Regions from separate parts of the Homo sapiens genome. Here all the other regions are linked to region 1. Evidence: chromatin contacts called from ENCODE Hi-C or POLR2A ChIA-PET data. All regions are on one chromosome and are shown on one strand. The core of a region is the stretch at or near the end of the contact, and the rest is flanking DNA. Distances in the headings are between cores, read along the strand shown.

Evidence for each region. Hi-C counts contacts between places; a loop is a spot of excess contacts on that map. ChIA-PET counts read pairs that join two places held with the same protein, here RNA polymerase II (POLR2A). Pooled maps may share reads with other maps.
Region 2: a loop to region 1 is called in a pooled map, with 7 times the contacts of the local background. The contact joins the promoter of ECHDC1 here to the promoter of HSF2 in region 1. A Hi-C loop is called at or near these places in 4 of 50 pooled maps.
Region 3: a pooled map shows a loop between it and region 1 (5-fold over the local background). The contact joins the enhancer-like site here to the promoter of HSF2 in region 1. A Hi-C loop is called at or near these places in 4 of 50 pooled maps.
Region 4: a loop to region 1 is called in a map of naive thymus-derived CD4-positive, alpha-beta T cell, with 4 times the contacts of the local background. The contact joins the promoter of CEP85L here to the promoter of HSF2 in region 1. A Hi-C loop is called at or near these places in 1 of 168 maps with a recorded cell type or tissue (naive thymus-derived CD4-positive, alpha-beta T cell) and 9 of 50 pooled maps. POLR2A ChIA-PET finds 5 or more read pairs at or near these places in 1 of 52 experiments (T-cell).
Region 5: a pooled map shows a loop between it and region 1 (4-fold over the local background). The contact joins the enhancer-like site here to the promoter of HSF2 in region 1. A Hi-C loop is called at or near these places in 4 of 50 pooled maps.
Region 6: a pooled map shows a loop between it and region 1 (11-fold over the local background). The contact joins the promoter of TRMT11 here to the promoter of HSF2 in region 1. A Hi-C loop is called at or near these places in 6 of 50 pooled maps.
Region 7: a loop to region 1 is called in a map of CD8-positive, alpha-beta T cell, with 5 times the contacts of the local background. The contact joins the promoter of NCOA7 here to the promoter of HSF2 in region 1. A Hi-C loop is called at or near these places in 3 of 168 maps with a recorded cell type or tissue (CD8-positive, alpha-beta T cell and naive thymus-derived CD4-positive, alpha-beta T cell) and 8 of 50 pooled maps.

What each region holds. Positions count from the first base shown.
Region 1 is chr6:122,397,966-122,401,267 of GRCh38, reverse strand. HSF2 (heat shock transcription factor 2) reads right to left here and starts at 1,616. Exons shown (of 13, transcript NM_004506.4): 1 at 1,438-1,616. The coding sequence starts at 1,530. RefSeq lists silencers at 1,171-1,290, 1,561-1,880 and an enhancer at 821-1,320.
Region 2 is chr6:127,342,359-127,345,660 of GRCh38, reverse strand. ECHDC1 (ethylmalonyl-CoA decarboxylase 1) reads left to right here and starts at 2,052. Exons shown (of 6, transcript NM_001002030.2): 1 at 2,052-2,325. RefSeq lists enhancers at 146-1,019, 1,894-2,767.
Region 3 is chr6:117,546,060-117,549,361 of GRCh38, reverse strand. It overlaps DCBLD1 (discoidin, CUB and LCCL domain containing 1), which reads right to left. Exons shown (of 15, transcript NM_001366458.2): 15 at 1-1,455. The coding sequence ends at 923. Among named protein-coding and RNA genes, the nearest start is that of GOPC, 55 kb to the left of the region's middle. RefSeq lists enhancers at 1,072-1,121, 1,132-1,191, 1,742-1,831. Within about 2 kb of position 1,606, at least 19 of the 41 ENCODE cell types and tissues checked have a DNase peak (open chromatin) inside an H3K27ac peak, as active enhancers do.
Region 4 is chr6:118,650,138-118,653,439 of GRCh38, reverse strand. CEP85L (centrosomal protein 85L) reads left to right here and starts at 1,849. Exons shown (of 13, transcript NM_001042475.3): 1 at 1,849-2,243. The coding sequence starts at 2,171. RefSeq lists silencers at 1,496-1,955, 2,156-2,465.
Region 5 is chr6:118,717,544-118,720,845 of GRCh38, reverse strand. No RefSeq gene overlaps it. Among named protein-coding and RNA genes, the nearest start is that of CEP85L, 68 kb to the right of the region's middle. RefSeq lists an enhancer at 803-852. Within about 2 kb of position 1,250, at least 5 of the 41 ENCODE cell types and tissues checked have a DNase peak (open chromatin) inside an H3K27ac peak, as active enhancers do.
Region 6 is chr6:125,984,993-125,988,294 of GRCh38, reverse strand. TRMT11 (tRNA methyltransferase 11) reads right to left here and starts at 1,755. Exons shown (of 13, transcript NM_001031712.3): 1 at 1,673-1,755. The coding sequence starts at 1,744. RefSeq lists enhancers at 872-1,701, 1,235-1,724, 1,702-2,532.
Region 7 is chr6:125,789,710-125,793,011 of GRCh38, reverse strand. NCOA7 (nuclear receptor coactivator 7) reads right to left here and starts at 2,052. Exons shown (of 16, transcript NM_181782.5): 1 at 1,945-2,052. RefSeq lists enhancers at 1,470-1,569, 1,765-2,265, 2,266-2,766 and silencers at 1,790-2,629, 3,220-3,302.

The DNA.
Region 1 (3,302 bases), core at 367-2,866:
GTGTTTATTTTAAGTACATGCTAGTGGCTGGCTTTCTTATTTTCACCTAGCTTTGTACAATTGTACAGAATTCATTAAATGCTTAATAGAAACACTCACGCCCCCCTACTCAACTCCAAGCAGGGAGTGGGGCTAAAAGGATAACTCAGTTGCTCATAAAGAACACACAAAAATTAAATCCTAGAAGGAAGTCGGAAAAAAGAACAAATAATAACACAAGGCAAACTATGGTATTACAGAAGTCAAAACTTCAGGGTCTTAATATGGTGCTCACTCCCTGTTAAGACAAAAGTAAATAAAACTAAGAGTTCCTATAATAGGAGAACAGGAAAGAAAGGAGGACGGGAGATAACATTTACTCAGCACTTAACAGGTGCCAGGCACTATGCAGGTAGTTTTCACTTATTCTTCTCAAGAACTACACATATGAAAATATGCCTCAATAGGTGATCATCTACAATAAGAGTTAACCACTTTCCTTCATAAAAATGATTCCAACAGCCTAGGAGTGTATTCTAATGCACATGCACTGTGGATGTAAATAATCATTCTGCCTAAAATCTTGTATTTGGGACTGATATAGGTCTTGGGTCACCTAGGCAACCCATCCATCTTATGAAAGATTTAACTTAGGCCAGACAAGATAAAGGGCTGGACTAAGGTCATGCTTGTTTAGAAGCAGAGTTGAGATCAAACCAATAATCAACACATCGATATGCCCCTCTGCTGGTAACTGTTCAGCGAAATTTAGTAACTACTAAGTTACCACCTATTAGTACTTTATTAAAACAATCCTAATAATCCCATTATACAAATAGCACAGAATCTCAAAAGAATAATTTGTTAATTTCTATATATTTTTAAAACCAACTGATAAGCAGTAACCTGCGTTTGAACGTATGTCTATTGCCCTGACTGCTCTCCACATAAAGATGCCAGATGCAAAGCAATGTTGGGGGAACTGGGGGTGATCGGTCGCTGAGGTAAAGATCGCCTCCTATAAAGCCCCACGTTGATGATCCTGGCCCTGGGCTCCCTGTCCCCTCCGCGATTTGTAACCCCTGAGCCGGGCGGGAGGACGGAGGATGAGTGTGCAGTAAAGAGGCTCCCGCGCCCTCGGCTCGCCGATTCCCCTCGCGACGCCGGGCCGGTTCCGAACGCGGACCGGACCGTTAAGGGGCTGCCTGGGCCGCTACGCCCCGCGCGGGCCGCCCCTCCCCCACCGCGGCCTGAGGAGAGCGGCGCTGCCGGCCGGGCCCCCGCGGCTCCCCGAGCGAACAATACAGGGGGTCCCCCGCGAGGCTGAACGCCAAGGCCCCGCACCGCGGGCCTCGCAGACAGCGTCGAGCCGCAAGGCCGCGAGAGACCACCCCGCAGGAGAGCGAGTGAGGAGGCGGTTATTCAGGGGGTTCAGAGGCCGCCGTGGCCTGACCGTACCTGGCTCCAGGTGATGAACTCGTTAGTGTGGGTTTCCTCCACAAGCGTCCACAGCTTGCTGAGGAAAGCCGGCACGTTCGAACTCTGCTTCATTGTTAACGCGGCGCAGGGATTCCAAATTCTACACCCGAACGCGGTGGTAGCGGCGGCGGCAGCTACGGCAGCAGCTCCCCGAGAACGCCCACAACGCAGGCGCAGCAGATCTTGGTCCCCGCCCCCCCAACCCCGCCAGGCGCGCGGCAAGGCCGAGAGGCCGGGCGGCCGCACGTGACGGACAAGTCTCCGCGCTCCGCCTGTGCGCGCAGTGGTTCCGCGCCTGTCCCGTCCCTGGCCAATCCCAGGAGCCGACTGCACGACAGAGAAAAGCGATTGGCTGCTGCTGACATGAAGGGGGTGGGAGCAGAAGGGGGTGGGAGCAGAAGGGGGCGCTGCCTCCTCATTTGCCTTTTATACAGAAGCCTTGATGGTAGCAGACTTAGGCTTGGGAGACCGTGTTTGGATGTTTCACGTGGAAACAGCTTATGGTTTCTGGGCTGTGGCTGGGAGGCTACAGAAACCCTTCAGGGCCTTTGAGTCATAAGTTTGGCAGGCAAAGTGTGGTTTGCACCAGTTTAGAGAAAGGATCCATTTGCATAAGGAAAAAACCAGCTCTCAAGCATGATGTGCTAGGCCCCAAATTGAAATTGTCTTAAAAATAATGAAACTTGTTCTTACATTTTCATTGGGAGAAAAAGCCCTCTTTAAAATATGTTTATCAAAAAGAGCAGTTTAAATAACTCACTCTCGATTACTTAAAACTGTAAACCAGGAACTGCAATTGATATATCATGTGCTGTTTTTAATCCAGTCATCAAGTGCCTACTCTGTACCCAGAATAAAAAGAAATAGACTCATTTGTACTATTTTAGTTAATTAAAATAGTTTTTCCTGCGTATACTTTACAGATATAGTCTTTTTTGCCTAAGAGATTGGTATAGTGGAAAAAACAATGGAAAAGGAGTCAGTAGATCTCAGTTTAGATAAAGCCTCTTGGACATTTTTCTGTATATTAAAATACACTGGTTCTGTCATTTAGAACAATTCCTTAGCCACCAGTGCCAGTTTTTTCCATTTCTTGACTGGGAATAAGATCTATCTTTTTACCCACTAAGAGTGTCTTTAATACTATAATGGCTGTGCAAATGCTTTGAAAATATGAAGTCTACAAAATTCGACTTTTTTTTTTTACAAAAGTCAGCATGTGAAGGCAAAAACTTACAAACAAGTCAGAGATAACATACAAAACTTCAACATAGGATTGGTTTACTTCTTGGGTGAATGTAAAATAGTACATTAAATATATATCTATCATTTAATGGAAGATATATGTATATCTCTTCCAATGAGCAAGTATTTAGTGAATGCTGCCTTTGTGCTCAGCACTGGGATGTTGGCTGAAGCAAAATCAGATATATGGAGGCATGCATGTGATAGAGGAAGTAATATTTGATGAGCCCTTATATATGCCAAGGGCTTTACATATATTATTGAATCCTCACAACAACCCAATGAACTAGGTTTTATTATCCCATTTTCCCAGAGAAGATTCTGAGACTCAAAAGTTGATTAATTTCTTCAGTCACAGCAAGTAAATGGGAGAGTATTTACACCCAAGCTTTATTGAGCTCAAAAGTATGTGCCCTTTCCATTGTACAATGATGACACTGTTTCAAAGCTCAAGATGCTTATATTCAAACTCAAGAAACAATATGACCACAGTGATCAGCACTCAATATATACAAAAAGAGCTAAATGTTTTGTATAAAATAAGTACTAGATAAGTTTAAAAAGACAGATTAGTAGGTTAAGGTGGTAAGGAAGGATTT
Region 2 (3,302 bases), core at 803-3,302, 4.9 Mb before region 1:
GTCCATTCAGGCCTTTTGCTCATTTTTAAATTGGATTTTTTTTTTTTTTTTTTTGGCTATTGAGTTGACTTCTTCATATACTCTGGATATTAACCCTTTGTCAGATATATAGTTTGCAAATATTTTCTCCCATTCTGCAGGCTGTCTTTTCACTCCGTTGATTATACATATTATGTATTTACTTATCTTTCATTGTCCACCTACCCCACTATATAGAGTTTAACTTGGATATTTTCCCAAAGTGTTAAAAAGAAAGATGGAAAATGGGAGCCAGAAATAGAAAGCCCACTGAGTACTACAGTTATCACTGAGAAAGAAGAATGAAAGTTATTACTGAAAAATAAAACTGAAGAAACCTCTCAGATGGGCCTGGTGCCTGGGTCCATGGGGACAAAAGTGGAACATCAGTCTAGCAGTCTAGTCTGGTGCTGGGGAAGACCTAAAGCCTGATTCTTCAGAGGCCATCATGGAGGCTGGGTTTGTGGGTGGTAGCCTGTAGGCTAGGCCCTCTGGGGTAGTTCTGGTGCCAGGGTCTACTGGGGTAGACCTGGACCTTGGGTTTGTTGGAGCAGGCCTGGAACCTGGGTTCACTGGAACCTGGGGCTGTAGGGACCAGCAGTCAGTGGACCTAAAGCCTATATCCACTGGTGCCAACCTGGAGACTGGGGCTGTAGGGCCCAACCTGGTGTTGGAGCCTGGTGCCTGAAACTATGGGGACCAACATGGGGAATGGAGTGGGCATAGATCTAGGCGCCATGGAGATTAGCCTAGCATTGGGGTGATCTTGGAGTCTCAGTGAAATGGCTCAGTGATCTTGGAGTCTCATTTTATAACAAACTAGAATTAAATACAGTACTTCTAATAATGACTTCTTCCAATTAGTCCAAACTGGGCTCCCACTTATTCCCTATCATACACATCTCCGTATCGTAAAACTATCCTCCCTGTTCGGCGCGTTGGCACATTCTGTTCCTCCGACTAGAATATTCCCTGTACTTATTCAAATCATACCTATGACCACTGCAGAACTCCAGGAACATGACCATCCCATCTAAACCCCTGCGTTCAGAGACTTGACCAAACTCTAGCAAGCTTTAGCAGCATAAGGCCCTGTGCCCAGGGCGACTGCCTCAGAAAGCTTAACTACGTGATGTAACCAGCACACAACTGATGATAGGTCTCTGACATCCCTTTCTTAGAACGTTTACTAAAGGGCTTGCAATTGTAAAGACTTATTTCTTGCCACTCAGAAGTTCTCTCTCAAGGACCAGAGAGTCATTCCTTTGAAATGTAATCGAGAAGGATAAAATCCTCCGTAGGAGGATAGAATCCTGCGGTAACTGTTAAAACGCGCGCACACACAAACACACAGCTGGCCTAATCACATTTACACTAACAACTCTGTAGGTTCACTTTCTCTACTGAGCGCCCGCATATCCCCTTTCTCCTTTTAAAACGTCCCTTTAAAAATGCCCAGATGATCTCTGCACGAATCGAAATAGAGCTCAGCTCTTTCCTGTCAGTAGTTAACTGAATGTTTTCACCGCTTTAACGTCCAGCTGCGCTTATCTTTGACATCGACTACCTAAGGTCTACCTTTAGTCCCACGACTCTGACAAAATGATCTCAATATTGGTGTAAAATCACCTCCCCTTTCAAGGGTCTTCCAAAGCACTTCCTGTCTGCGGCATACAAAATGTATTGGCACGGAATTTTAAGCTTACTGAGCTTTATAAACACGTCACATTCACACATTCAAGACACACACTGGATATTCGGATAAAAACAAACAAACAAAAAACTGGCTAAATACCCATTCCCCTCAATAACTTGGATAAGATACCTAAAAAAGGTCGACCTTCGGTACCTTTCTGTCTTCTCCCCTCTCGCTATTTGCCTACACTGGCTTCCTCACCTCCACTTTTTCTCACGTTTATCTGAGCGAAAACAAGCACGGTTCGGCAGCCTCCTTTCCCAGCCCTACCTTTGTGCTGCAAAAGCGAAAATTCAAAAGCCAAGTACAATAGGAGACCGCCCACCCTGGCTCCCTCGTGACACGAGGGAGCGCGAAGCGGAGGGCGCCTCGCGGCAGGAGCGGGATTTCCGGGGTCACGGGAACCGGCAGGGGAACGGGATAAAGTTCCCGGAGAAAGGAAAGGAGAGCGTGGGATAGTAAAAGAGAAGACGCGGAGAAGAGGAGAGGACCTACAAGAACGGAGGACAGGGGCGCACGATGGTCCCGGGGGGAGCGGAAACAAAGGCACGCAAAACGGAAAAGCGTGTGTAGGGGAGCGGAAAAGGAAGTCACCACCGTGGCCTGCGACGGTAAGTGGTCGTAAGGGTTGGTCTTAGCGCTTCAGTTTAGTGTTGTCAGTGGGAGAATCCTAAAATGTCGCCGTGGAATGGACTGTACCGCTCGCTTCTCCAAACGTGTCCCAGACGGCGAGCCTCCCCGGCTCCGCGGCTTGTCCCTTGCAAGCGCCGCGCAGGCCTGCCCCGCGCTGGACGTGGAGACGCGGTGCCGAGCGCCACGGGCCGGCTGTGCGCCGGCCGGGGAAAGAGGGCGAGGGGAAGAGATGAATCGGTCTTCCCAGAGCGCGCCGCGAGGTCGCGAGATTACACTTTAAAAAGCATGAGGAGGCTTGCTTTCTACATGCTGATTTAATTTCGGAATACATTCGAGGCCCTGTGCTAAGTTAGGTAATGTTCCCTATAATTGTCTTTTATGTATAAGTTGTCTTGCCTAACTAAAACTTTTCTTACTTGTATCGTGCAGCCAACTTTTCAAGAACGAAAGATGAGCAACTCCTTTCTGGTAGAGGTTCTTTCATTGGAGAATTTTTGAGCTACAATAATCCTTTTAACGCTGCGCACACATACAGGGATTACACGTGTAGGGGATTAAAAACACAGTTAAGTTTAGGTTGAAGGTGCTGTTAAGGACTTCAGGCAACATTAAATCAACACTCAGTTCTTTGCTCTGTTCCACATCTGGGCTCCTGTATAGCAGTTGTTGCTCTAGGTGCTAGAGGTATGCAGAGGAACTGGACAAGGGCAAGGAAAACAAAGGGCTCCTTCTTTAGAAGAGCTAGCATTCTCTTGGAACAGACAAGCTTGTGGTGAGAAGTATATTTGTGAAATCTACGAGGGGAGGGAGCAGCGCAGTAATAGAACGGGCGATCCTTTCTTGATTTTTTATTGGGTTCTGGCCTGAAAGGCGACTGTATAATCAGCTGGGATTCCTGCAATGATTAACATTCCAGGAAGGGAAGCCAGCCTGTGAAGAAGCATGGCATTGAAAC
Region 3 (3,302 bases), core at 357-2,856, 4.9 Mb after region 1:
CTTGGTCAGAATCACTTTTGCATGAACATGTTCCAAATAACTTTGTTTTTCAGAGGACAGCGGAAGTCACGAAAATGTGCTACTTCTGAAGAAAGTCATGAAAATTGTGGCGTCTGACCTCAGCAATATTTTTAATCTGAGGTACGAAAACATCTGACACAGCCATTCACACTGTAATTCCTGTGCCACCTTCATGGTCACCGGAGCTGGGCCGACCTCTTCGCATCCCCCTCTGAAGTGGAGACTAAGGAAACGGGCAGCTGCTGAGGTGTTGTTTCTTTGCTTGTTTTTAAATCTACAGTCATAATTGCTAAATAAACAACCACCCTGGTGTGCTTTTCATGCTTCAAGTAATTCATTTCTTCCAGGAGAAGAATGTTAAAAATGCTTTCAGTTCTAGTTATCAAAGGAGAGGAAATGACTCAATAACAACAAGACTAGGTTTAAGCAGACCTGCTGCTAACACAGTATCAGATAATATACTGAAAAAAATGAACATACTATTTATATACATTTTGCAACAGCTGCATTTTCCCACTTAACCTCTGTGCAGAACTAAAATCTGATAGAGCAAACTTAAGTTACTTTTATTATTGTTAAATACAACTCTGTACACATTACACCTTTAACACCAAAGCAGCTCAATATCAGTCAGAGGAATGAAAACGCCATCTGAAAATTTTCATTTTTCTAGCCCAACAAAACCCAACAGACGCACCCTAAGGGTCAGCACGAAACCAGCTGCACAATTTTGTAAACAGTATGACAGGTTGTCTCTAGGATCCTACTGGATCACACACACACATGCAAGTGTACACACACACCGATACACACGCACACTCTGGACCAGCAGGCTCCCTTCTTCCAGTGCCTTGTGACAGCCCGACGCTCAGTACCACAGCAGGCTTCTTTCACATTGTGTTCACAAAAGGGCAGTCATGGCCGTCTGGTTGAGGGGTGTGAGGCAGTCTCTGGGGGCAGAATAGCTGTCACTCGTCCCGGGATGCGTTGGGGGCTTCTGAGAGTCAGGGTGCCCGCTTTCGGTGGCGAGGGCGCTGACAGCTTTGGGCCGGTCGTAGCCCCTGTCCGCAGGCTGTGCGCTGTGTGGCCTTTGATAGTCTCCGTCCTGGGCGCCCACACCCGCTACGGGGGAGAAGCCGCCCGAGGAGAGGGAGTGTTTGTGGCCGGGCTGGGGCCCTGGGACGCGGTAGCCGCTCTGCGCAGAGAACGTGTGGGCGCGCAGCACGTGCCGCTCCACGATGGGCGTGGCGTACTCGGGCTCCGGGGGCGCCAGGGGCAGCGCGTACTCGTGGCGGCCGGCCCGCTGCGGGCAGTCATAGTGGCCGCCGGCATCGGTGCTCACCCCTGCCTCCTCGGCATCCGTGTCCATGGGCCGGAAGGTGGAGCCCTTCCTCGTGACTGTCCCGGTGCCAATCATGAGGGGCTGCTGGTAATCTGAAACCACAAGACAGATGGCAGCTAGCGGGCACCACACACGGGCCGGCCTGTCAGTGGCAGACGGGGATACTCTGCTTCAGGTCGTGGTGACTGACTTTCCCCCCGGGTGCCCTCAGGTGTCCCAGGCACTGCGGAAAACCCTGATGTGAAAGCCACAGAAGCCACCCGCAGGCAGTACACAACCGCACCGCCTGCTCAGGAAGCTTCGCAGGGTCTTCTCAGAGATGGGGGCGACGACGACGTCCTGGGGCATGGGGACATACTTCAGGGAGGAAGTGGCTCTGAAACTGGCTCTGGAGAAGCTATGGAGGTGGAAGTCACACAGTGTGGAAATGGAGAAAAAAACAGCCTCGAAAATAGAGTTGATATGGCCAGAGTATGAGGGACACAGAGTAGTTTGTTTAATAGGATATGAGGACCAAAGCAACAGGTCAGGGCCTAGTGGTGACAGTGAGGATGATGCCAGGAGCTCCCATTTATAGAGCTCCTACTCTTTGCCAGGCGCTATTCCAATAGCAAGATGTTAATAATCTTCAAAAAAATCCCGAGGTAGGAACTGTTACTCCATTTTACAAATGGGAAACCAAGGCAGAGAGAGACTAACTTTTCCTAGGTCACACAATGGGGCGATGGAGTAGGATTCGAACGCACATCCTGAGTATATGCTGTTAGCCACGCGTTAGAGCATGGAAAAGCATTGATTGTCTTGCTAGGAAGTCTGGTTTAATTCTATGGGAAACGAAAGACTGGCACTTTCAGAGGTAACTGTGGAGGTTGACCCAAGAGGAAAAGATCAAAAAGTGAGAGGTAAAAAAGCAAAGAGAAATGCACATAGAAGTCACAAACTAGGAAAGAGGAAAAGTGACCCTTTGGGACAGGAATCAGGAATTTGTTACCAATGAGAGGTGGGGTGTGAGGAAAGCCGGGAGGCAAGGACTCTTTGAGGCTGGGATGTGCAGTCGAGAAGCCATTAGACAAGGAATGCACAGAGCATCTGTGGTGAGGGTTAGGAACAATGGATTCGATTGTGGTTGCTGAGGAACGGGTGACATCTGCAGGTGGAGGTGTCCAGCAGGCTGCTGAGAATTATGGACTGGGGACTGAGAGGGAAGTCTGGGTGTGAGAAGCAGCATGGACAAACATGCAGGGAAGGGCACTGCTGGAAGTTGGGGAGGGTGTGGGACTGTTTAGGGGAGAGACTGTGGTGAGTGGGGGTGAGACAGAACCCGGGTCATTGCACATTTAAGGAGCCTGAGGATCATTCAGGGAGGAGGGAGGAGAGACTGAATTAGAAGCTGAAGGAGAATGAAAGGCATAAGACAACAGAAATTAGGTTCTCCCTTCATGTCACTTCCAAGGAACAAGAGGATGGATTTTGGTTGCAGAGGATGCTCTCCTTGTCCACAAAGTGACTCAACCAACCCTTAGGCTGACAACTCCCAGTCACTGATGTGCACAGGCGTCACCTGGGAGCTTCTAGTTCTATGGCCTCCCTTTCTAACAAGCCCCCAGGTGATGCCTATACTGCAGGTCCTCAGGCTGCACGTGAGGAGGGAGAAGCCAGAGCGCAGTGCTACTCAGAGCATGCCCCACAGAGTCCTATGTATCTGAGAGCTGTTTTTAGCAGTGCCATAGAGACAGGTGCAGAAATTGAGACTAAGTGTCAAGAAACTACTCTTAGTTACTCTTTATTACTCTTAATTTTATGTCTGTTGAATCTAATAATAAAAAATTAGAGCTTTGTATTTTGTATCTTTAAAATTTCCTTATTACTAGTATTTTATATTGCATTTTACAGTGTATTCATTCATGATGGAGTAGAAATTTTAAAAAAAGAAACAAAA
Region 4 (3,302 bases), core at 600-3,099, 3.7 Mb after region 1:
AATTCATATGATTAAAAGAAATGGATACTTTAGCAACATAATATTCTCACTTAGTATTTCAATTAGTTCTAATTGCATTAGCCCTCTATCCTCCCAAGTTTAATTACTAGGGACACAAAAATTTCATATTTGGTGCCAAGTGCCAAAAGAGCAACATGTTTTTACTGTTTGCTTTTACTCTGTAATAGATATTGAAATATTTTAGATACTTTCACCTTCGCATGTACTTTTTTTGTGTGTAGTAGCATGCCCTTTATATTGATAAAAAGATGTAGAAAACCCGAGTAAACGATTTTCTTTAAACACTGTTTAGAATTAGGAAATTGGCAGTTTTGAAATAATAAGTGTATTTTAAACTCGCAAAGGCCAAGATATTTCTGTAATATTTTATACACTTCTTAGAACTGCATCACAAATGAATTTCAAAAATTCTGTTCCTGAGACTGTGGTAACTACAAAGCATGAAAAAAAAATCTATACATAGTGCTATAGCTTCTGCTAATTTTCTTTTTGGGACTTAAAAAAATCTATCCTCTTCAAGTGTTAGATAAAACGAGCTAGTGCACATTAAAATAATAAAAAGGAACCAATCACATTCGTCTTTCATGTTTCTGTATCTTTTTATCATCAGAAACAGCTGACCCTTGGCTAACATTACATGATTTGGAGAAATAATTGGAAGTCTACCACAGGGAGACTAAATGTAAAACTCCAATCAGATAAATTACAACACGGATGTGGTAAGTGATAGAACACACACCTAAATCTAATTTAACTTCCAAGAATTTTAAGTAGTATTTCCCAATTAAAATGTCTTTAAGGGAAAAATGCAAATATGAGGCCTTTGTTAGCAAGATTCCAGAACAGGAAAAGCGGAACTCAAAGCCTCTCTAGTTAAGCGACCTGCGTTCCGACTTACCTCTGAGTGATGGGCCTACTGCAGAGCCCGCCTCCCACCACAGTGCTGGCCCAGAATTTTTTATACGAACTAGTTCGTAACTAAACGTTGGAAGCATCACCATATTGCCAGTGAGAAGTAAGATTTAAAAATAAAACGATGCTGTCCCTTTTCGCCCTTCCTTAGGACGTCTCCTCCTGCACTAAGGGTTCAGGTGAAGGGTGGAAACTGGCCAAGAAGAGGAAGAACGTGAAGGAGTAGGGGGCAAGGAGGAAAGGGCTCCCTTTACAGACTTTGGTGCCATTTTTACTTTCTGCTTGCTAATCTGAAACGTTGTGCGATTACAATGACGGCCCCTCTCCCCCTCGGGTACTAATTACCCCCGGGCCTTTTCCGGTGCACATCCCGGTGCTATATTCTGGTGCCTGTGTTGCCCCCACGCCCCCATTAAATTAGTAAAGGAAAACCACCCCTTTTCTGCCCCTAAAGTAATCTATAAACGAAGGAATACAGATGAGGATTTAAATCCCAATCCTAATTCCAAGGGAGGCTGGAAGCCCCCTCAGCCGCGCCCTGGCTTGGCTTTTTCATCTCGAGCGGTTGTGACGCCAGGGGCAGGTCTTCCACGTGTCTTCACAGAGGTGCCCGGAGGGAGGGCGTGAGGGATTACCCAAGGGAGGGGCGAGTATCGCAAAATAGGCCAAGTCGCTGCCCTCTACTCAACTCGCAGGGCGGGAGGATGGAGACAGAGGGATGCGGCGGGAGGGCGGGACAGCCCAGTCGCCGCCAAGGAGGCGAAGCGGGGTCGGGGTAGCTCACCCGCCCCCCGCAGTCCCCGCCCCCCGCAGTCCCCGCCCCGCGCGGCGCCGCGCACGCCTGAAGTCATTGCCCGAGGCCCCGCCCCCTCGCGGCCCCAGCCCCGGCTCTGGCTCTGCCGGCGGAGGGGGCGGAGAGAACCCGCAGCTGCAACTTCGCCTGGAGCCTTTGAGCCTGGGCTCAGCCGGGGATCTAGCAGCCGTCACCGCCGAGTCGCCGCTTCCCCGGCGCGGGCCTCAGCCCAGCCGGCTTGGCCATGGCAGGCGCCGGCAGTGCGGCGAATCTGGCCCCTGCGCTCCCCGCCCGTAGCTGAGCAGCCGTTAACCAGCCATCCCGCCTTTCCTCCTGCCCGTGTCGCCGAGGCCCACGCTCCGCGCAAGTTTCCGCCGCCGAAGAAGCAGGAGGACGGACGTGAGGAGTCGGGCGTCCCTGGCCCACCCGGCCCTCTCGCCCGCGATGTGGGGGCGCTTCCTGGCTCCGGAGGCCAGCGGCCGGGATAGCCCCGGCGGAGCCCGCAGCTTCCCTGCCGGTAAGGAACGGGACAGCGCCCCGGCTGGGGTGGGGGTCACGGCCGACCGCGGCGCCTCGGGACCTCGCCGCCGCTCCCCTCCCGCCTCAGGCCTGTCTTACCCCGGCCGCCTCCCCGACGCCGCCGCGTGCCCAGTGTCCTCCCCGCTGTCAGCACCCGGGCTGACATATGGCTTGCCGCGTCCCAGGCGCATCAGCCCCGCATCCCGTCGTCCCCGCCGCTCCTCCTTGGGCTGCAGCCCCAGCGCCCCCAACTTCCAGCTCGCTTGGGCCCCCGCGGGTTGGGCTTTATTGTCTGCCCGGTTTTTTCCTTTTACTCGTGGGGTGTGTGACCTGCGTGATAACGGGGCTTGCCCGTTTGCTCGCGGGGACCCGGGCGGGAAGGTCGCTGCGACAGTGCTGCGGCGGCGGCCCGGGCGCGTCTCGGAGGGGCCGCAGTTCCGCGCCCTCCCGACTTCTGGTAGGCGCAGGCTGGGGTTGGCTGTGCCCACGCCCGCAGCCGCTACTTTTAGGGCGCGTTTTCGGGAGGGAGGATGCTGCCAGAGATGCGGCCGCTCTCAGCCACCCCCAAGGGAACTTCAGCCCCTCGGAGGAACCTGGTCGCCGCCCCGCAGCCCCTGCGGCGTAAGAGGAGGGCGCGTCCTGCAGTAGCCAATGGACCATTGAGCAACCGGGTTACGAATCCGTTTGGCTTTCCGTGGCCCCTTCAAGGAAAATTAGGGGTTTGCTGCATTCCGTATCTGAAGGGGTCTGTTTGTATCGGACAGCCATTTCATGCTTGCGTCGCTCAGAAGTTGTGTAGGAGCCACAAAATTAGGATAAATCCTCCCCTAACTTGGGATAAAAAATAAGTCTTGGGTTGCCTGTGATATGTTCTCTAAAGATGATGGTCTTTCCAGGCACTTTTAATCTTGAGTTTTGAGGCCTTTTGAGAAACTGAGTTATATGGACATTCTGCGCAGAAAAAACAATGCCATATATACATACGCAAAATTTTCCCTACAATTTTAGCTGTTTCTGGGACTCCTGTTAAGTAACCTTGCTCCACAAAGTGTTTGAG
Region 5 (3,302 bases), core at 1-2,500, 3.7 Mb after region 1:
TTGTGATTACATTGGTCCTAACTAGATAAACCAGGATATTCTTGCCATTACATGATCAGCTGACTAGCAATGCTAATTCTATCTTCGGCCTTAATTTCTTCTTGCCATTAACATCTCAAACATATTCACAGGTTTTGGGGACTATGGCATGGACATCTTTGGGGGCCATTATTCTGCTTACCACAAGTTCCTTCCTTAGAACTTTCTTTGCAGGGATTCGGGGAGAAGAGAGAGGTAGCTAGAAAATACCGGGGCATCATAATAAGAGGAACTAGGGAAGCTCAAAGCATCAGAGCAATCATCCCAACTTCCTGAACCCCAAGATGACTCCACAATTTGGAGACCTGTTGTCATTTTGTCCTTACCTCTCAGTTCACCCCAGGAGTATTTAAATTTCATCTGTTTGGTGGGGAGTGGATTCTCATTATATACAGATAATATGTGTTTCAGAAAACAAAGCAAAGGGCCTTTTCCCCAGGGCAGGTAGACAGTGCTCCTAAATTAGTGGTTTTCAAAGTACAAGTCACAATCCACTAATGACTCTAATGAGTCCTGAGATGAGTTTAGTGGGTGAGGGAGAGAGAAAGAGAGAGAGAGAGGAAGAAGAAGAAAGGAAGAAGAGGAGGAAAAGAAAGAAGAAAAGGAGGGAAAAAGGAAGGAAGGAGGGAAGGAAGGGAGAGAGGGAGGAAAAGAATAAAGAAAAAAGAAATAAAAGTATATGGAATAGAAAATATTGTGACACAGCCATCACATGTTTTGAGGCTAAATATTGTTGCAATTCTACCTACACCCGTGTGCATTGGCTTATGGTATAAGATGTATTTTTATAGTAAGACAGTCTGAGCCAGAGGGGCCCACAGGGCAACTGCAGATGTTTGCATGGAGGGGTTCCCCCCCTCAGAGGAGCTGCCCCTAATCTGTATTGAGAAAGATGAATCTGCTTATCTGTGTGGAAGCTTTCAAAAGGACTTGAGGGGACTGAAAAGGGGGAAAGGATGGGAATGTGGAGCAAGGAGATCAGATCAGAAGAGGAAGAGATGAGAGTTCAAAAGGAAAAAATTAAAGTGAAATGAAATTAAGAACATTAGTCATGTGAGACAAGAACAAAAATAGTAGACTCTGACAAGAAATCAGCCAGGAAGATAGGCCCAGACTCAAATGCTTTCTTGAGTGAAAGAACAAAGGGGAGAAAATCTAAACCCCAAACCAAAACAACCCTGCTTTCGTGTTCCTTCTTGCATCCACTGAGCCAAACCTCCAGCTGCCTCATGCCGCTGCAGGCACTTGTGGCAAAAGCACACATGAACCACGCTGGACATCAGAGGCTTGTGGGTGCCTAGGGGCCTTGTGACCTCCAGCTACCCTGAGCTGTGAAATCAGAGCTGAAGGAAGCAAATGTGACAAGACCTGGTCTGAGCGATGGGCGGGGAGGTGGACTGACAATGCTCAGCCCCCCTGGGAGGTTCATGTTTAATGCCTGCTGAACACCCCATGTCCTTGACCCAGACTCTCAACTCATCACGAACTCAGCTGCAACAACAATTGAGCACAGGGAATGAACAGGTGTCACGATCCTGTTATGAACAGGGAGAAACTGGGTCTCAGAGGAGTCCAGGAAATGGCCAGGATCAGTAAGAAAAAAAAGAAATAAAAGTACGTGGAATAGAAAATATCATGGCACAGCCATCACATGTTTTGAATCAGTAAGTGACAGGACTGTGACTCAAGATGCCCTCTGAACTCCATGCAGGGCTCTTTTCACCACAACAGGGACTTCCAAAGCATATGTTTGGAGGAGACTGACCCATGCTGATCACACAGAGAGACCGTACTTGCCATTTATGCCACAGGCTTCTATGCCCCCACCTCTCGCCAAGTCCCTACTCTAAGGTTTGGACGGTCACTCCGTAGAGGTGAGGTACGTAGGATACATTTGGTGGGAGGTGGGAAGCCCAAGAACAAGCCTTTCTACTCTCTCCCATCCAAGTACTAACCAGGTCCAACCCTGCAACCTTTCTTCTCTTTCAGGAATCCAAAACAGGCCTGGCGGGTAGAAGGCAGTCCTTTCTTCACAAGAAGCTTAGGGTCTCCTTTCTTCTCCTAAAACTTGAATGCTAAGAAAAAAATGCCAATTCACTCCCATACAAAAATTTATGAACACCTGGTTCTGTGTTATACTCACACCCATTTTGTGTTCCCTTGGCATAAATACAATGTCGCTTACCCACCTCTGCTCTTCTTCCTAGTTTCCTTTTCCATTTCTCTTTATGTCCTAAAGGACCCAGTTCTTTCTGGGAGCTCAGGCAATGCCCAGCAGATTCTAATTGAGAGTGACAAGGAGGTGACATAAAAGCTCTGGAAAGGACACTCACTTCCAAAGGATGTCTGGGGAACTGAAACGGGAACTTTGAGACCTGCTCACCTGCCAGATGAAATGTCCTTAAGAAGAGAATATCTAGAGAGGCAGGGGCTGGGGGAAAGGCACGCGGACATGTGGGGGCTGGGAGAAGCTGGGTGATATGAGGACTACTGTGACCTCTGTCACCTGTCATCTTCCTCCTGTGTGACAGACTGCTCACTAGGAAAGAGAGAGTGCTATCCTACTACCACTCAAGAGGAAACATTAGGTTACATGAAATTAGGCAGAAGTCTTTACTTTAGGACATAATGAGATTAATAAGCAAACTCCCAAAGTCAGGTGTGGGATCCAGATTTGGGGGTCCCGAAGCTGATTTTGGTGCCCTCTCCCTTTTTTAAAAAAATGAGATGAGGTCTTGCCATGTTGCCCAGGCTGGTCTTAAATTCCTGGGCTCAAATGATCCTCCCACCTCTGCCTCCCAAAGTGCTGGGATTGGTGGCCCTTTTAAGATAAGGAACACTAGGTGCAGGCGAGGTATATTCAGTGCTGTTCTACAGAAGAGGAAAGTGGGTTTCAGAGCGGTCCGGGAATATGTGATTCTGAGAACACAAATCATGAATATACCTTAGGTGTAAGTCTTTGAATGGGACCTATATGAATAAATCTTATACCTCCTCAGTTTATGGTCAGTCCACCTCTGTATACTATGTTTTCTGAACTTTTTTTTTTTTTTTTGAGACGGAGTCTCGCTCTGTCTCCCAGGCTGGAGTGCAGTGGCGCGATCTTGGCTCACTGCAAGCTCCGCCTCCCGGGTTCACGCCATTCTCCTGCCTCAGCCTCCTGAGTAGCTGGGACTACAGGCGCCTGCCACCACGCCTGGCTAATTTTTTGTATTTTATTTAGTAAAGACGGGGTTTCACTGTTAGCCAGGAAGGTCTCAATC
Region 6 (3,302 bases), core at 506-3,005, 3.6 Mb before region 1:
TTACTAAACCAAGCCACCTGGCTTCTCCTACTAAAACTCAACATATTCGCTTTAGCAAAAATCACCAATTAATTATCTTCTAATTGAGACTATCAATGACACTTTTTCATTCTTTTCTCACTAAAAAGCAACTGCATTCGACATTTATCCATTTGTCCCTGCTTCCTAAAACTTTACCCTTCTGATTTCTGCGGTCTCACATCCTTCTGGCACTTGCCCATCTTCTTCATGGCCTCCTCCGACTTTCCCTTAATATCAATGCTTCCAAGCATCTATACTTGGCCCGCTACTCTTTTGACCTTATCCTTTGAGTAATTTCTTCCCCGCTCCTAGTTTTCATATGAAGAAGACTCCCAAATATTTATCACTAGTCCAGATCACTCTGCCATACTCTATGCATATTCATATATCCACCGCCTCTTGGTCATCTCAGGTTGATGTTACACAACCACATCAAATTCAGTGTAAACAAAATTTAAATCTTACATCTGCCTATGTTCTCTATTTTAAATGGAGACACTCCTACCTATATACACCCCAGGAGTCATACCTGACTGGTGCCCCTTTCCCACATATTCAATCAATCCAGCCTTAATGACTGTATGGCCTAAATATTTTCCCAGTCTATCCCATCCTCTTACTCCTTGCCCTAGGTCAGACCTTCTTAATCTATTAACAAGACTATTCCCACAGACTCCTAGTCTCTGGCTCAAGTCTTATTCTTTTCAAATCCATCCTCCATAGTGTTGTCAAACTGATTTAATTTTGTGGTCACTTTTTTACTTAAGGCTTTTCAATAAATCCCCCTTCCAAGCTCCAGGGTACTCAAGGTTTTCATTTTCTGGCCTCGATCTACTTCCCTTGCTCTCTTCTTACCACTCTGCCACATAACTAGTGATCCAGTAATAATGAACACCTTGTAATTCTAATTTACTGATTTATCTCCTTGGCCCTCTAACTCCTATTCATCCTTTATTTCAAGTGTCATCTCCTCTGGAAGCCCTCTTAAAGGCCAACATCCCCAACCCCTCAGGTAGATTAGATTTCCCTTCCACGTGCTCTCATATTTCCATGTGCATCTATCACTGCACTTACCGACGCTCTTTTGTCATTCTACGCCTATGTGTCTGCTCAGCCCTTACTCTAAACAGTAAGCTCCTAGAGGGCAGAGATTGCTTACATCATCGTTACATGCCCAGCGTACCGATCTTCGACTACATGCATTCTGAAAACGTTTCTTGAATAAATAAAACACTCTTCTCAACTTCTCCATCATCTAATCCCCACCACCATCCCCTCCACTGAGCTTGATCCGCAGATTCCAATACTTCAAACACCAGCCTGAGCATTTGTTAGCTGTCTCTATTCTCCGCTAGACGAAGAGCTCCGGGAGTGAGATGACCGGTCATATTCACCTGCCTAACTCCGGTACTTGATACACGGGCAAAAGAATGAAAAGTTTAAGCAGGCCGAGGGGTTTGGTCTCGGACTTCTCTCACACACACCCTCCGCCAAGCTCACCCCGCCCGAGGACTGGGGACGCGTGACCCGCGCAGACCAGCGAAGACCCCCGAATCCCAGCTTCCTCGGGCTATGCAGATCACCTCCACCCACTCCACTCCACTCCAGCGTCCTCTTCCGTCGGAAGTTCCGGAGGGCGCTACGGACTCACCGGCAGGCGGAACTCCAGATGCTCCTGCGCCATGAGGAGCAGATACCTGTTAAGGGTACACGACAGCGCCATTGCAGCTGCCCACCGTGCGCCTGCGCGGCCCGCGCTAGGTCCCTCTTTCTCCCTCCCAAAGCCCAGTCTCCACAGAGACAGAGCCTGAAGGGCCGGAAGCGGAAGCTCTGCGAGGCAGGCGCTATCCCGACGTTTCTCGCGCTCCGAGTCCGAAACTCCGGCCGCTGTGGGAGGGGCTTCCTCACCTGTGAATGCCTGGTGGTTAGGGGTCTCCCAGCGCTGGTAGCTGGTGAGCGGGGACGCGTGGCTTTCAGGAGCAGCCTGTGATAATAAGACAGTATATTTCCAAGTTATCGTTCCACTTGGAGTGTGCTTCCAGCTTTCTCTACAGCCCTTCAAAACCTGTTCTTCAAAATTGGACTGAAATTTCACCATTTCCTTGGAAATTTCACCATTTCCTTGTAGGTTTGTCTAACCAGCACAGCTTTGGGAACTGATTTAGTTGGGCCAGTCATTTAACAGTATATTTTTCGTATTTATGTAACAACTTTTCGAGAGCACATGCCTTATAACCCAATTATAATAAACTCTTGAGGTCTGATATAATCTTTTATGGTTCACTCTATTCTTAACAAAAACCAAAAGAATATCTTCCTCAAAGTAGGCAATAATTATTAGGTTGTGTTATTTGTTAGACTCAGGACTAAATCCACAGCCAGCCATAAATTAAAACTTGGAGAAAGCTCACACTGGCACAGATTTCATAGCAGATAGTTTATGAAATATATTTTAATTGCATATTCTATGTATATATGTGACTTTTTTTTTTTAAGACAATCTTGCTCTGTCACCCAGGTGAGTGCAGTGGCGCAATCATAGCTCACTGTAACCTTGAACTCCTGGTCTCAGGGGATACTCCTACCCTAGTCTCCCAAAGTGCTAGAATTACGGGCTCAAGCCCTCCCTCTGGGCTATTTCTGCTTTTGAGAGTACCGAGCCCTTTGCCCTATTAAAAATTATTTATTTTGCATTTCTCTGTGGTATTGTACAAGGTGCAAAAGAGTATGTATCTGGCATATCCCCAGCGGCATGTGCCAGAAACGTAGTTGATGCGCAGTGGTAGTGATTAAGAACATAGGCTGTGGTGTCAATATTAGATTCAAACCTCACTTCCACCATTTACCATGTATATGCTCTTAACCTCTCCGAGCTTGAGTTTTCTTTTAAAAATGGAAAAACACACTGCCTCCTGCAAAGGATTGTTACAAGGATTAAGTGGAATAATGTTCATAAAGTGTTGAATATAACATCTGGCATATTGAATGGGGCCAATAAGTGGCACTTGACATTTTTCTTAAGAAAATCACATGAGAATTTTTGTTAGCAAGAGATCTGTTTTTGTTAGGAATATGTCTCAAGTTCACTTGTGCTAAGTGACTCTGAGAAGCATAGCTGTCTCTTGACCCCAAAACTTCAGAAAAGGGGGTAAAAGTACTTTGAGACAAGAAAAGTTGTTTACTATTTGAGAAGAGAGGCCAAGGTTGGGACAGAAAACCAATGAGATGTTGGGGAAATGATGTGCAGTACTTGATATGCCCCATCCCCAGAACTTGTCAAA
Region 7 (3,302 bases), core at 803-3,302, 3.4 Mb before region 1:
ATAAGTCATTTGAGTAATATGAAGTGAAGATGGTAAAGATGCATTAAAATGTCAGAAAGAAAACCTGGGAGCATGCCCAGATAATATTGTTAAGCAGAGACTGAAAGAAGTTCACACTGACTCATGAAATTCATGTGATGGAAAAAAGATGAAATCAAAACAGAAAATGTCATAGTGTAAAAATAAAGCAAATAAAGTTTGATGCAGTTAACCTTGTTTTTCTTTTTTTTTTTCAAAATGATATAACATTTTAAAGCAGGAAGACACTGTATCTTGCAAACCCTCATTTCACAATCCCCTGGCTGTCAAATTTGGAAACTGATGTGTTTCTATACCGAGGAGAAAACAGTTTAAATTGTGTATCTATATCACACATTTTGAATCATTTAAGAATCACAGACACTTCTACATGTTTTATTTCTACTTTTGCCTGTGATAAAAGACATGATAATTAGATCAAACCTGAAAAACTCAACTCTAAAATAAGTGAATACATCACTTATTAACCAAATCATTGTTTCCTCTGGCGTAACTTACAATTTTCTTTAAAACACGACTTTTACTTTTTAAATTGTGTTTGAGAGCACAGTTGAAGTTGGCATGATTACCAGTGAGACTGGAAATTTTGCAAGCTTAGACATGAAATGAACTTAAGAGTTGGGGAGAATTACCTCATAACCTTGATGACATATTACAGAAAGATAGCATATGGTCCTAAAGATGTCAGAATTGAAATATAAATGTTAAAATAACTGAGTTTGCCTATTTATACAAAGAGGCAATTTTTGAAATTCAATTAAATTTCACCGGCTACAGAACAATTCTGTGATTCTAAATTGTGGTTTTTAGATGAAAGCTTGAAACACAGTTCATTCATTCAACAAATAACTAATGGGTACTTATTCTGCATAAGATGCAGAAGATTACAGGATTTAAAAAAAAACAGATTCAAGATTCTGTCCTATTTGAGCTTATACTGAGTCACTTCTCCAAATCTCTATACCTAAGTGACTATAAAATTGGAGCTTACAGTGATGCATTTTTCAAAACTTTAAGCCTTATTGCTGAATATAAAATAAAAAATGATAGTCTGGGAAGAGGGAATCTTGCCAAAAGCTCTGATGTATAAACTTTACACCTAGAGGAGAAAAAAAGCATTAATACATAACCAGTTTCTGAGAAATACAGAGCATAACATCGAGTTGGAAGTTAGGCTGGGCACAAGGCTGCCTCTGCTGGCTGACCCGGTACATCTTTCCAGCAGAATCTCAACTCCCGACACCTGTATCAAAGTTGCCACTCTTAAAACACATCCCTTCACGTAAGCAGAGGCTCCTAAATACTCAGCACAACAATATCCCAGCCTCATCGATCTCCAGAATAATCTGACTTCTAGAAGGACCTTCTCTAAATTGGCCCTAACGTGTTGACGGTAAGGGTTTGCCCCATCGATTTTATATACCAACTAGCTAGCTCTGAAATACACAAAAATCCACAGCGACTTCTACATGCCACTAATAACCCTTTGCCTGTCTACATGTTTTGGCTAGAAAGATGGGAAGAACGCATCTGCTAATCCAGCCGGAAAAACACAGTGACATATTTCCACCTGAGCTGCTGAAAATCCAACGGTCTTCTCCCCAAATAAGCCCCATGCCAACCTGTCCTCCCCACTCTCGTACTGGCGCGCACCCCCACGAGCCCCCCAAGGGGTGGGCGGGGAAGGGTCAATCTCTCCTTCGCCCCCGCTCGGCCTCCCGAGCTCAAGCAGAGGTTTTCAGGTTCACAGGGGGCTACGCCCAGCGCCATTAGCACACCTCCGAGCGCTCCACCGAGCCCCCGGCGGGAGGCAAGTTTGGCCGGTCCTGGACCCTGCTCGCGGCCTCTCGGCGGCAGCATCAGCGGCGGGCGGCGGCGAGGGCTGGGCCCCGCCTCACCACCTACCTACAGGGCGGGGGCGCCGGCTCCTGGGGTCCGGGAGAAGGGGATCGGTCGCATGCATTTCTGGGAGCGGTGGCCTCTGCTGCTGGGCGCCGGGGAGCGCATCCTCTCGGCGGGTGGAAGGAGGGGTCAGGGGAGGACCGTACGCCGAGGAGGAGCAAGAGGAGGAGGCGGGAGCTCCGAGGCGCGCGCCCGCGGGGCCCCGCGTCCGGATCGGGTGTGCGCAGCCGCCGCAGTCGGGGTGTCTTAGGCCTCTTCCCACGCGCGACGCCTCGCCAGCCCCGCAGCTGCGCCCCCCGTCAGGGCATGGGCCGCTACGGGGTCCCGGGCCCGGCTGAAGGCGGGCAGTCACGGGTGGCGCGACGCTGTGCAGACGCCCGCCTCTAGCTCCTCCCGGCCAGTGGCGCGCGCTGCGCCTCACAGCGGTTGCGGGGGCCTGGGAGCTCGCGCCGGGCTCTGCCGCTCGGACTGCAGTTGCGGCATCCTCCCCGCCCCCCGCGACCTCCGAGCTGGGAGGCTGGGCACCCCGGCTACCCGCGGCTGCTGCAGCCTCCGCTGCCGCGATCCCGGCGGCTCCGCCCCGGAGAGCTGCGCGTGCGGCCTCCGCAGGCCTCGGCCCTTTGTGGCGCCTCCCGAGTGCGGGCGCCTTGCTGCCCCAGCGAACCGCCGCCTGGCAGCGGCACCTAGGAGGGTCCTCTTACCTCACCCCGGGCCGCTTCCCCCTTACAGTTGGCCCGCCTGGCCCCTACTCTTCGTGGGAAGTAAGGCTTTGACAGCAGAGCAGGAGTTAGAGCTTTTCCCCAGCTTTAAAGCCCTTTGACTTTCCTTCCAGCTCAGGACCGATGGCCACAATAAATTCATCCTGTGTCCCTTCTGGCGTTGCGTTTAACAGAGGGGCCCACCATCTCCTTCCCCCTCCCGTTCCCGGTACACCATCCTGGATGCTGCCAAATTGCAGTCATTACAGCAATAAGAACATAGCAGTTGGGCCCTCCAGCCGACTCTTGGCAGAGACTCGAGAGAACCTTGGAGGGGGAAGGTTTGCATCAGCTGCGGGGCCTGTGCCTGTGAGCTCCCCATCCCCAGTTGGGTGCTGTTCCCTCTGCGGTCCCATGACCAGCACTGCAACATGACTAGGAGGATCTGGCCGTGGAGTTCATTCACTCTTATACGCAGAAAAATATCCCAAGGAAGGGCCTGCAACTACTCTGTTAACAGTGTGTTACAGGCCTTCCACACAGATAAACTAGATAGCAGCCTCCTCTGGGTTGTTGACGCAGCTTAAGCTGTAATAACCTCTCTGGAAGGCGGAGCAAAGCGTTAACAGTGGTGGCTTTGGCATTTCAGCAGCAGGTGGTCAT